2 separate regions of the Homo sapiens genome follow, and region 2 is linked to region 1. Evidence: chromatin contacts called from ENCODE Hi-C or POLR2A ChIA-PET data. All regions are on one chromosome and are shown on one strand. The core of a region is the stretch at or near the end of the contact, and the rest is flanking DNA. Distances in the headings are between cores, read along the strand shown. Region 1 holds the start of EFHD2-AS1 (EFHD2 antisense RNA 1). Region 2 holds the start of ZBTB17 (zinc finger and BTB domain containing 17).

Region 1 (5,955 bases), core at 14-2,513:
CTCCTGCCCGCCCCACCCCCGTGCACCCAGCAGCTTGCAGTCACCGCTCCCCTGCTTCTGTCGCAAGGCCCCCCATCTCTCCTCCCCACTCCGTATATCCCCTTCCCTCCCCACAGGGACCCCCCATGTCCCACACCCACCCTGGTCAAAAGGGGCCCCTTCCTATGTGACTTGCCCTGTTACCCCCACCCCTACCCTTTATTCCATCAGATCCACACTGTGTGCCCTCACCAGGGTGGATGGGCACCCCCAGGCGTGTGGGCTCATCCCCCTGTCCCCCCACAAAAACAATCTTAATGTCTCTGTGGAGGGGCTAGGGAGAGAGGGCCCAGCTCCCTCCGGCCCATCCCTGGGTCCCACTCTGTTGGGTCTAAGATGCACAGCCACTCTCTCCCAGCCATGTGTGTGCCCAGGGGATGGGGAAGGTGCCAGTGCCCCTCCCTTTGGTAGCTTTCCCCACCTCCTGTTCCCTGTCCCCCTGCCCCTGGCTCCTGGAGAGGGAACAGCCTCGTTCCACGATCTGGGTGCTGGTCTGGAGTGGTTCTGGAAGGGGATAGAACTGGCCTGAGGCTGAGTCTTGGGGGTGAGCCAGGAGGTCTAGCCCCACCTGGCACAGGCAGCCCAGGGCTGAGGGAGGGATGCGGCAAGGCCGGCTCCCGCTTGGCTGGGCAGGAGGTGGGGGCAGACCAGGGGTGTCAGCCTCAGCCACATGCAGCTGTCAGTGCCCCAACATCAAGCCGGAAGCCCAGGAAGGGGCGTTTTGCAACTGCACTGTTTGAGAAAGGCTCTGACCCTACTCACCACAGCTTGCAGCAGCTTCTGCATTTGGCCCCAAGGCAGGGGGAAGGATTTCTGGTTCCCAGTTGCGGGTGGCTGAGGAGTCCCATACTTTCCCAAGGTCCTTCTGGGGGAAAATCAAGTCCTTGACCCCCGGCCCCTCTGAACCTCTTTGAGAAAGTCCCAGGGCCCAGAACCTCTTCAAGAAAGTCCCAGGGCGCCCACGTCCTTGGCTCCACGGTGTTTGGTTGGAGTTCTTCTAAAGTTTCTTCCCAGCAGAAGACTGGCGAGATTGGGAGAGCAGGATTTCCAGGATTCCTGGAAGAGTAACGTGAATGCTCCTGGGTGGGCAGACGCAGGGGTGGGTATGGATCACTGTCTGTCACTGCCCCCATCGGGCAGTGCAGAGCTGATTCAGACACCACGGAGATCCCTGTGCTGATAGTGCTGAGGCGCTCACCAGGTCCCTCAAACAGCCCTGTGACACAGAGCTCTTCGTCACCTTTGTGCAGACAAAGGGTGTTAAATAACTCGCCAAGACCACACAGCTAGAAAATGATAGAGCCAGGACTGAAACCCAGGTCTGTGACTCCAAATCCCGGGCTCTTCCCCTTCCGGGTTTCCCATCACAGACATCTACTTTCATGTTGGAAAACCTTCTCCAACACCCGCTTCCGTGTTCGTGGCGGATTGTCCATTCATGTCCCCAACCCCAGCCCCCGTCTCTCCTTTCCCCCAGAGCCTGCCTTCTCCTGGGCTTCCACAGCTTCCCTGCCACTGGCCACCAAAACAAAGATGGAGCTGTTCTGGGAGAACCCAGACACTTCAAATGAGCGGGACTTGGGAGGCTGCAGTGTGGTTGGAAGTGGCATGCAGCTGAGGGAACAGTCTGGAAGCTTCATTTGCGCAGCAAACTCACTTTTTTTTACATAGGCTGTTTCTGGTCTAGTTTGATGAGAGGTACTCTGAGGGCGACTGAGGGGAGCTGGACCCCTCCAAGCTACCCCTTGGCACCTGCACTTCTTGCCAGGGTTCTAGGAGGGCTGATGGGGCAGGCAGGGGCCAGGAAGCTGGACCTCTAGGGAAGCAAGTGCTGCCTGCCAGGGCCCGGGTGAGGGTGGAAAGCTGCAGATTGTGTATTCAAGGAAACAACGCTTCACTGTGCCAACCGAGCCCAACCCCGCCGCCAACAGACGGGCTCTCGTGGAAGACAAACCCCCGTTCTGCTTCCGCTGTCCGAGTGGGGCTGCAGCCTCCTGGGTCCAAGCAGGGTCCTAGGATCAAAGCCAGGGCATCAGAGCCAGGGCTCTGGGGAGAGCAGAGGGCAGAGAGGAGGGGAGCCTGCCCTCCTGGGAAGCCAGTCACTAGAGCAGGAGGCAGGAGACCATGAGGTCAGCAGGAGAATGGGAGCCAGCCTTTCCTTGGGGGCCAGGAGCGAGGAACCTGGGCTTCCATCCTAGTCTGCTTGTCCTCCCTGGGCCTCAGTCTACCCACCTGTAAAAGGGGCAGGCTATCCCTCATGACCCCCAAAGGTCCTTCAGCCCTGACCTGCGTATGTCTGAGGGGTCCTGAGCCCTTCTGGATATTGGAACTGCCTTCCAGGGCCTTCTGGTCCACCCCTCCGTGTTGATTCAGCAGGTACTTCCTGAGGCTGGAGATCGAGGGGGAAGAGAGGGGATGGGGGAAGATAGACAGACTGTCAGCCATCACTGGTCTCACACCTAGAGTCATTCAGGTTCCTCCTGAGAGAGACCTGAAGGGTTGACTCCAACCCCTCTCCCCATTTGACAGAAGAGGGAACCAAGACCCAGAAAGATGTGGCGGTGACTTGCTCGGGGTTACGGAGAGGTTCTCAGTGAGGCTGAAACCTTGTATGATGAGGAGAGTGGTCCCGGTGTCTCAGGGTGGGGCTCCGAGGACATGACACACTTAGAGTTCTGGGCCAGTGCCAGGCACAAGGAGGCTCTGCGTCTCCCTGGCCCTCGCAGCCAGGACTCTCCATCCCCGTCTCCGTGCGGCCTCAGGCTACGTCCAGCATCTCTGATCCCCCAGCTGCTCCCTCCCTCTCTTTGCTCCTCCAGGGCTGGCTCTGGAACCCTCCTGTCAGAGAGGCAAAGAGAATGGCCCTGGAGAGCCTCGGGAGTGCCCACCCCTGGGCTGACAACAGCCTAGCGGGGGCTCTGGAGGGTTTTGTAAGTTGAGACCTGCTGGAAAGGTAGGCAGCCGTGTAATTCTGAACCTGCCGTGGAATCTGAGGACGATGCCCTAGATCCCTGTCTCCCGCCTAGCACAGCCTTGCAGGCCCTGTCCCCACTGTCATCCCCAGCCACTTCATCTCAGGACACCTTACGTCAGAGAGGCAGGCTTTCCTTTCCTTCTGGCCAGCTCTTCCCTGCACAAGCTCTGGAAGCCTCCCGCCCTCTTCTCCACACCTCCACCTCCAGGGGACACACCTCTCCCAGGAGCCCTTCCTGGACGCAGTCAGCAGGGCCTCTGGAGTCTGCAGCCCTGGGTTTGAATACAGCTGTGGGCTGTGGAGCCCTTCTGAGCTTCTGTTCCTCACGCTGGAACAGCGGGGACAGGGGGACCCACGTTACAGGGTTGTTGTATGGCGCTTAGCCCAGTGCTTGGCACAGAGCAAGTCGTTACTAAATGACTGTCACCGCCATCCCCAGCTCAGCATACACCCTCTCCTGGGCCCCTCATAGGGCCCTGGCAGTGGTCATTGCGGCTGGCTCAGAGGCAGCTCCACAGTGCCCACTGGCTGCCTCCACTTAACCACCAGCGGAGCTTCCAGGTCTGCCAGGTTGTCGACAACCCTTTGCTTTGGGCCCTAGTGACAGGACGCAGGGTTAGAGCCCTCCTTCTCTCCTGCTGAACAGCCACTCTGATTGACAGCTACATATGGCTTTGATAAATAACAAAAAGGGAGAAATGAATTCATTATCACCTAGTTTCAGGGAAGGCAGGTGGCACAAAAAAGGGGAGAGCAAACAACAGCTCTGGAGGGTGCACAATGGGGATTCCCGTCTGCCACCACCCAGCTGGGTTGCTCCAGGCAAGGGACTCAGCATCTCTGAGCCTCAGTTTCCCCTGGGGCTCAAGAACCTACCTGGTAAAGTTCTGAGGATTAGGTATAAAAACACCCTGAGTCTTTGTGACGAGCCCATCATGGTGTCTGGGCTGTTTGCATGATAGATGATGTTTTTGAAAAATACAAGGTTCTCGTATGTGATCATTCTTCCAACAGATATTAAGTTTTTGCGCTACAAGATCCAGAGAATTAAATGAATCAAGTTCCTGCCCTCAAGAGGCTTATAGCCTTATATAGAACAAACATGTATAGAGGTTTGGGGATAGAGAGGATTGCACCCACAAGGCTAGCAATGGAAGGTTTTTTTCTTTATTTCTGCCATGATTACCGAAAGCTCTCATGAATGACACCATGCTGATGTTCTCTTTGTAGCCAGCCCCCTGCCTCTGTGCCCCCTCCTTGTTAAACAGAGCCACTAGTTCTAGCCATTCCTGGAGGAGCCTATGCATATTATTTAGAGAACTGAATTGAATTCTCACACCAGCACAATGAGATTGATACTGTCTTTGTTTTCCTTTTTTTTTTTTTTTTGAGATGGAGTCTCGCTCTGCCACCAAGGCTGAAGTACAGTGGCATGATCTTGGCTCACTGCAGCCTTCGTCTCCTGGGTTCAAGTGATTCTCCTGCTTCAGCCTCCCAAGTAGCTGGGACTACAAGCACACACCACCATGCCTGGCTAATTTTTGTATTTTTGAGTAGAGACGGGATTTCACCATGTTGGCCAGGCTGGTCTCGAACTTCTGACCTCAAGTGATCTGCCCGCCTCAGCCTCCCAAAGTGCTGGGATTACAGACGAGAGCCACCGCTCCCAGCCTGATACTATCATTTTTATCCCCATTTGACAGATGAGAAGACTGAGGCTCAAGGCGATTGTCACTTGTCTAAGATTATATTAAGTGGCAGTGACAGGATTAGAACCAGATCCTCCTGCAAGGAGCCCCTGGAGGCCAAGTGAAGCCGTGTTTGTGGCTGGGGCTTGGGGGAGCCTCCGAGAGCCTTAGAGAGGTGGAGAGGTGGGGTCCTTCACCTGCAGCTTAGGGTCAGTGGGTGGGGAGAATGCCCTGCACCCCTGGGGAGGAAGGATTTCCTGGCCTCGGTCCTTACTCCGTTCCTCCCACTTCCACTATGCATCAGCCTCTGAGTCACCTCTCCTTCCCCACACCCCCGGCCCAGGACTTTTGGTTCCTCTTTGGTCCACCCTTCCTGCCTTCTCCGGCTTCCTCGCTCTCCTCCATGCTACCTGGGTCCAAGGCCTGGTGGCTTGGACTGGCTTCCACTGTGAGAGTCTAGGCTCCAGGACAGCAGGCCTTGCTGCCTCAGGGGATGTCAGAGGTCGTTTCCTCAAGGCCAGCCCTGCCGGCAGAGGCAGAGTCACTTTGCAGCCTCAGCAGGGAAGGTCCCCACACCCTGGAGCAGCTGAGTTCCCCTGACTGCCGGGCAACCTTCTCCTTGGCTGACTTCTGCTTTTCAAGGACAACAGAGAGGCAGGGGTCAGTGCCAGAAAGGTGTGGCCAGATGGGAGCCGGGCCGCCCAGGGAGTCCTGAGCCACAGACACTTCAAACCAGATGCTTTGCCTCCCGTTCAGTCCTTTCTTATCCTGCAACATTATCCTCGCCCATTTCACAGTTAAGGAGGCTGGACTTTCAGAAGGGTTATGTGACTTGTCCAAAGTCACATAGCCAGTGAGGGGCAGAATAGGATTTGAACCTGGGCCTCCCCGGCTCCAAGTCCTCTGAACCCTTACAGTGGCCCAAACACCAGCAGCTTCACCGCCCGGGAGTATGTTAGAAATGCAGATGCTCAGATTCCACCCCAGATTTACCAGACTGTAATCTGCAATTTTTTTTTTTAAGAGACAGAGTCTTGCTCTGTCACTCAGACCAAGTGCAGTGGTACGATCATAGCTCACTGCAGCCTCAACTTCCTGGGCTTAAGTGATCCTCCCACCTCAGCCTCCTGAGTAGCTGGGACTACAGGCACATGCCACCACATCCAGCTAATTTTTTTTTATTTTTGTAGAGATGGGGTCTCATTATGTTGCTCAGACTGGTCTCAAACTCCTGGCCCCAAGCCACCCTCCCAC
Region 2 (6,022 bases), core at 843-3,342, 560 kb after region 1:
GTGAGACCCCATCTCTACTAAAAATTTAAAAAATTAGCCAGGTGTTATGGTGCACGCCTGTAGTCCCAGCTAGTTGGGAGGCTGAGGCAGAAGGATCACTTGAGTTCAGATCAAGGCTGCAGTGAACTATGATTATGCTGCCACTGCACTCCAGCCTGGGTGACAGAGCAAGACGTAGTCTCAAAAAAAAAAAACAAAAACAAAAACAAAAAAAACCTGATTCTTTTATTTCAGGCTGGAAATAAAAGAATCCTCCCACCTCAGCCTTCCAAGAAGCTGGGACCACCAGAGGTGTACTCCACCATGCCCGGCTATTTTTTTTTTCCTTTTTTTTTTTTTTTCTTTTAATAAAGATGGGGTCTTGCCATGTTGCCCAGGCTTGTCTCAAACTCCTGGGCTCAAATGATCATCCCACGTTGGCCTCCCAAAGTGCTAGAATTACAGAGTAAGCCACCGCACCTGGCCACAGATCTGATTCTTAAATGGCTTCCCATTAACCTAAAGTTTAAAGTCCTTAACTAGGTTTACAACGTCCCCTAAGACCAGACCACAGCTTGCTGCTGCTTTTTTTTTTTTTCTTTTTTGAGACGGAATCTCGCTCTGTCGCCCAGGCTGGAGTGCAGTGGCGCCGTTTCGGCTCACTGCAACCTCCGCCTCCTGCGTTCGAGCGATTCTCATACCTCAGCCTCCTGAGCAGCTGGGACTACAGGCGCGCGCAAGCACGACCGGCTAATTTTTGTATTTTTAGTAGAGACGGGGGTTTCACCATATTGGCCAGGCTGGTCTCGAACTCCTGACCTCAAGTGATCTGCCCGCCTGGGCCTCCCAAAGTGCTGAGATTACAAGCGTGAGACAACGAGCCCGGCCCAGTCTGCTTCTTTATTTAGCCTGATCTCTCTCTCCTCTCTCTACGAAGATGAGTTTTCTCACAAACTACACCCTTAACTGGGAATACCCGTTTTCCTGCCTCACTCCGCTGAGCTTCCCTTAGATCTTAGCTTTCTGGGGGACAGAAGCCTCCCGGGATTCCCCCTAGGCTGAGTGATGTGTCTCTACTCCGTGCTTCAGAGGAAGGAGGGCTTTCTGCCCTCGCAGCAGTATCAGAATTGCTGATTTACCTGTATGTCTCCCACATGGGTCTCTGAGCTCTGGGTGACAATGGTGATACAATTAATAACAGCAACAAACACACAGCATTTACTTTGTACCCATAAGTGTTCTAGGAGCCTCATTTCCCCTTTATTACAATCTTAGGAGGCTGATTTTATTATCATCTCTGCTTAAAGGATGAATAAACCCAGGCAGAGAGAAAAAGCCAAAAGTGCCTAAGGTCACAGCAGGGAATGGGGATTCAAACCCCGCTGCTGGGCTCCACGGTTCACACTCCTAACTCCAGGATCGAGGATCCTGGAGGATCGAGTCCGCCCGCATCACTCGCTCTAGCTTCACCATCTATCAGGTGCTGAACCACCGTCCGCAGTACGAATGAATGAATGAAATGCTTTTATACAGGGACAGCGTCGGCCTCCTCTGTCAGCTCCTCCTAGGCCCGGGCAGCCCCGCTCCCTCCCGCCCCGGCCGGCCGACAGGAGCTGCCCCGGCACTGCGCTCCCTCGCGGCCGCAGAACGCCCACCCTCGACAGCGCGCGGGGTCAAGGGGCGGTGACAGCCGTGCGGCGGGGGCGGAGATGCTACCAGCTGGGGTGTCATCCAGCCCGGGAGGTGACACGCGCCCCCTCGCCCGGGCGGTCGCCTGGCCGCCCACTCCCCGCCAGCACGCCCGGCGACGCCCCCCGCCCCGCCACCCCACAATCTCCCGCCCAGCGGTGTCCCCTCAGCCCCGGTTGGCGTCCCATTCCACTTCCCTCCCCTCCCCCACACAACCGTCACCGGCGTCCCACCGCGCCCCATCCTCCGCCGCCTCCGCCCCGGCTCCCGGGACTTCCCCGGCCCCGGGCGATTGTTGACACTCACCTGCCATGTCCCGGACCCCACCGCAGAGGGAGGTGCATCACGGCCGCGAGAAGGCCGGGGACGGCACTCCAGAGCAGACAAAGGGCGCCGCCATGTTAGAGTCGGGCGGAACCGACCTCGCAGGCTTCCCGGCTGCAACTTCCGGCGCATGCGCAGCGTCCTCGCTAGGAGAGCGCCCATAGACAGACGCATGCGCCTAGCTATCCAAAAGTTCCACCTTACAGTACTTCGGCGCTCAGAGTTGTCCTCATTGTACCCCTGCCTTGGTTTCTCTTCCAAATATAACAGTAACATCATGTGTTCAGCTCTTACTGTGTGCCAGGCACTGTGTTAAGCGCTTTACATGCATTATCTCTTTAAATCCTCACACCAATTATAAGATAGTATTATTCTCCTAATTTTAAAAAAGGGAAAACAGACTCAAAAAGTGTAAATCAATGTCCATGGTCACATATCTTGTAAGTGGTGGACCGGAGATATGAATCTACTTGTGGCTTCAAAGCTGCAGATCCCAGTTGTGTTTTTCTACCTTCTAAACCGAACATTATCCCCTTCCCTGATTGTCTTGGACGTGAATAAAGGTGTCTGAAAACAAAAGTGTCTGCAGACTTGCATGGCCCCTCCGTGGCCCCTCTTCTACCTTTTTGGTAGCTCTAGGCCACTGACTTCTCCACTTTCTCACAGTCTGAGGGCTTTCTCCTTTGTTTACTTCTAGGCCTGCATATTTTCCATAATCTATAATTTTAACAACACTCTTGCCACTACTGTAAGCTCTTTTGCCCCCTTGCCTTTTTGTCACATGGATTTGGTAAGAATACCAACGCTGTGTGAATCCAAATGCACCTTTTCTCTTTGTTAGCTCCCAAACAGCCAAGCACAGCTGAAGAAAGTATGCAGTGGGGAGACTGTTCCCTAGAGATTCATGTCCACTAGCCTTCAGTGGGATGCAACATATGCCAATCTGGCAACTCACTCCTGTCTTCACAATGGCTAGAGAAACAAAAAAGCCCAGCAGTTGACTTCACCCCTTCTTGTCTTTAGGTTTTTTTTTTTTTTTTGGAGACAGAGTCTCACTCTGTCTTCCAGGCTGGAGTGCAGTGGCGCTGTCTCGGTTCACTGCAAGCTCCGCCTCCCGGGTTCACGCCATTCTCCTGTCTCAGCCTCCAGAGTAGCTGGGACTACAGGCGCCCGCCACAACACCTGGCTAATTTTTTGTATTTTTAGTAGAGACGGGGTTTCACCATGTTAGCCAGGATGGTCTCGATCTTCTGACCTCGTGATCCACCTGCCTCAGCCTCCCAAAGTGCTGGGATTACAGGCGTGAGCCGCCGTGCCCGGCCGTCTTTCTTTTCTTTCTTTTTTTTTTTTTTAGATGGGGTCTCGCTATGTTGCCCGGCTGGACTGAAACCCCTAGGCTTAAGCATCCCATTTCAACCTCCCCAGTAGCTGAGACTACAGGCATGTGCACCCACAACTGGCTAACTTCACCCGTTCTTTTTAACTATATTTTTAATTTTTATTTCAGTAGTTTTTGGGGAACACATGGTGTTTGGTTACATGGATAAGTTCTTTAGTGATGATTTCTGTGATTTTGGGGGACCCATGACCTGAACAGTGTACATTCTACCCAAGGTGTAGTCTTTTTTTTTTTTTTTTTTTTTTTTTGAGATGGAGTCTTGCTCTGTTGCCCAGGCTGGAGTGCAGTGGCGCCATCTGGGCTCACTGCAAGTTCCGCCTCCCAGGTTCACGCCATTCTCCTGACTCAGCCTCCCGAGTAGCTGGGACTACAGGCGCCCGCCACCATGCCCGGCTAATTTTTTGTATTTTTAGTAGAGACGGGGTTTCACCGTGTTAGCCAGGATGGTCTGGATGTCCTGACCTCGTGATCCGCCCGCCTCGGCCTCCCAAAGTGCTGGGATTGCAGGCGTGAGCCACTGCGCCCAGCCAACCCAAAGTGTAGTCTTTTATCCCTCACCCCTCCCACCTTTCCCCCTGAGTTCCCAAAGTCCATTGTGTCATTCTTATGCCTTTGCGTCCTCATAGCTTAGCTCCCACCTAAAAGTGAGAGCATATGATATTTGGTTTTCCATTCCTGAGTTACTTCATTTAGAATAATGGTCTCTAGCTCCATCCATGTTGCTGCAAATGCCATTATTTCATTCCTTTTTATGGCTGAGTAGTATTCCATGTTATATATATATACCACATTTTCTTTATCCACTCGTGCATTGATGGGCATTTGAGATGGTTCTATATGTTTGCAATTGTGAACTGTGCTGCTACAAACATGCGTGTGGAAGTGTATTTTTCATATAATGACTTATTTTCCTCTCTGTAGATACCCGCTAGTGGGATTGCTGGATCTAATGGCAGATTTACTTTTAGTTCTTTAAGGAACATCCATATTGTTTTCCATAGTGGTTGTGCTAGTTTACATTCCCACCAGCAGTGCAAAAGTGTTCCCTTTTCACCACAACCATGTCAACATCTATCATTTTTTCATTTTTGATTGTGGCCATTCATGCAGGAGTAGGTATGGCATTATGGTTTTGATTTGCATTTGCCTGATGATTAGTGATATTGAGCATTTTTTCACGTTTGTTGGCCATTTGTGTATCTTCTTTTAAGAACTGTCGGGCCGGGCGCGGTGGCTCACGCCTGTAATCCCAGCACTTTGGGAGGCCGAAGTGGGCAGATAGCCTGAGGTCAGGAGTTCGAGACCAGCCTGGTCAACATGGCGAAACCTCGTCTCTACTAAAAAATCAAAAAAATAAAAATAAAAAAAATAGCCAGCATCGTGGTGGGCACCTGTAGTACCAAGCTACTCAAGAGGCTGAGGCAGGGAGAATTGCTTGATCCTGAGGCTGCAGTGAGCTAAGATTGTGCCACTGCACTCCAGCCTGGGCGACAGTGTGAGACTCTGTCTCAAAAAAAAAAAAATAAGAATTGTCTGTTCATGTCCTTAGCATGTGACTTTTTAATAGGATTATTTGCTTTTTTCTTGCTGATTTGTTTGAGTTCCTTGTAGATTCTGGGTATTAGTTCTTTGTTGGATGCATAGTTTGTGAAAATTTTCTCCCACTCTGTGGGTTGTCTGTTTACTCTGCTGATTATTTATTTTGCTGTGCAGAAACTTTTTAGTTTAATTAGGTCCCATTTATTTATATTCATTTTTGTTGCATTTGCTTTTGGGTTCTTAGTCATAAAGTCTTCGCCTAAGCCAATGTCCAGAAGAGTTTTTCCAATGTTGTCTTCTAGAATTTTTGTGGTTTCAGGTCTTAGATTTCAGTCTTTGATCTATCTTGAGTTGATATTTGTATAAGGTGAGAGATGAGGATACAGTTTCATTCTTCTACGTGTGGCTTGCCAATTATCCCAGTACCATTTACTGAATAGGGTGCCCCTCCCCCCTTTATATTTTTGTTTGCTTTGTTGAAGATCCATTGGATATAAGTATTTGGCTTTATTTCTGGGTTCTCTATTCTGTTCGTTTGGTCTATGTACCTATTTTATTCCAGTACCGTGCTGTTTTGGGGACTATAGCCTTGTAGTATAGTTTGAAGTTGGGTAATGTGATGCTCCCAGATTTGTTCTTTTTGCTTAGTTTTGCTTTGGATATGCAGGCCCCTTTTTGGTTCCATACTTCCCCATTTCTTAAAAAAATTTTTTTTAAATCATAGTAAGAAAACTTAATATGAGAGCTGTCCTCTTAAGAATTTGTTCTTTCTCTTCAACTTTTATTTTAAGTTCAAAGGTACATGTGCAGGAGGTGCAGGTTTGTTACATAGGTGGTAATATATGACCCATGTTTACTTTAGGTTGAACTAATGTTTGGACTTAACATTTAAATGTATTACAGGCCAGGTGTGGTGGCTCATGCCTGTAATCCCAGCACTTTGGGAGGCCAAGGCAGGAGGATCGCTTGAGACTGGGAATTGGAGACAAGCCTGGGCAACATAATGAGACTCCCCCTCATCTCTACTAAAAATAAAAGCTTAGCTGGGTATAGTAATGCATACCTGTAATCCCAGCTACTTGGGAGGCTGAG

The links. Hi-C counts contacts between places; a loop is a spot of excess contacts on that map. ChIA-PET counts read pairs that join two places held with the same protein, here RNA polymerase II (POLR2A). Pooled maps may share reads with other maps.
Region 2: a loop to region 1 is called in a pooled map, with 3 times the contacts of the local background. The contact joins the promoter of ZBTB17 here to the promoter of EFHD2-AS1 in region 1. A Hi-C loop is called at or near these places in 8 of 37 single-sample maps with no recorded cell type and 9 of 50 pooled maps. POLR2A ChIA-PET finds 5 or more read pairs at or near these places in 1 of 52 experiments (activated CD4-positive, alpha-beta T cell).

What each region holds. Positions count from the first base shown.
Region 1 is chr1:15,411,105-15,417,059 of GRCh38, forward strand. EFHD2-AS1 (EFHD2 antisense RNA 1) reads right to left here and starts at 1,264. Exons shown (of 4, transcript NR_183705.1): 1 at 802-1,264. All of the region lies in intron 1 of EFHD2 (EF-hand domain family member D2), which reads left to right. RefSeq lists silencers at 646-695, 5,909-5,955 and enhancers at 5,203-5,702, 5,451-5,540.
Region 2 is chr1:15,974,009-15,980,030 of GRCh38, forward strand. ZBTB17 (zinc finger and BTB domain containing 17) reads right to left here and starts at 2,093. Exons shown (of 16, transcript NM_003443.3): 1 at 1,975-2,093. RefSeq lists enhancers at 957-1,066, 1,958-2,457 and silencers at 1,487-1,816, 1,857-1,956.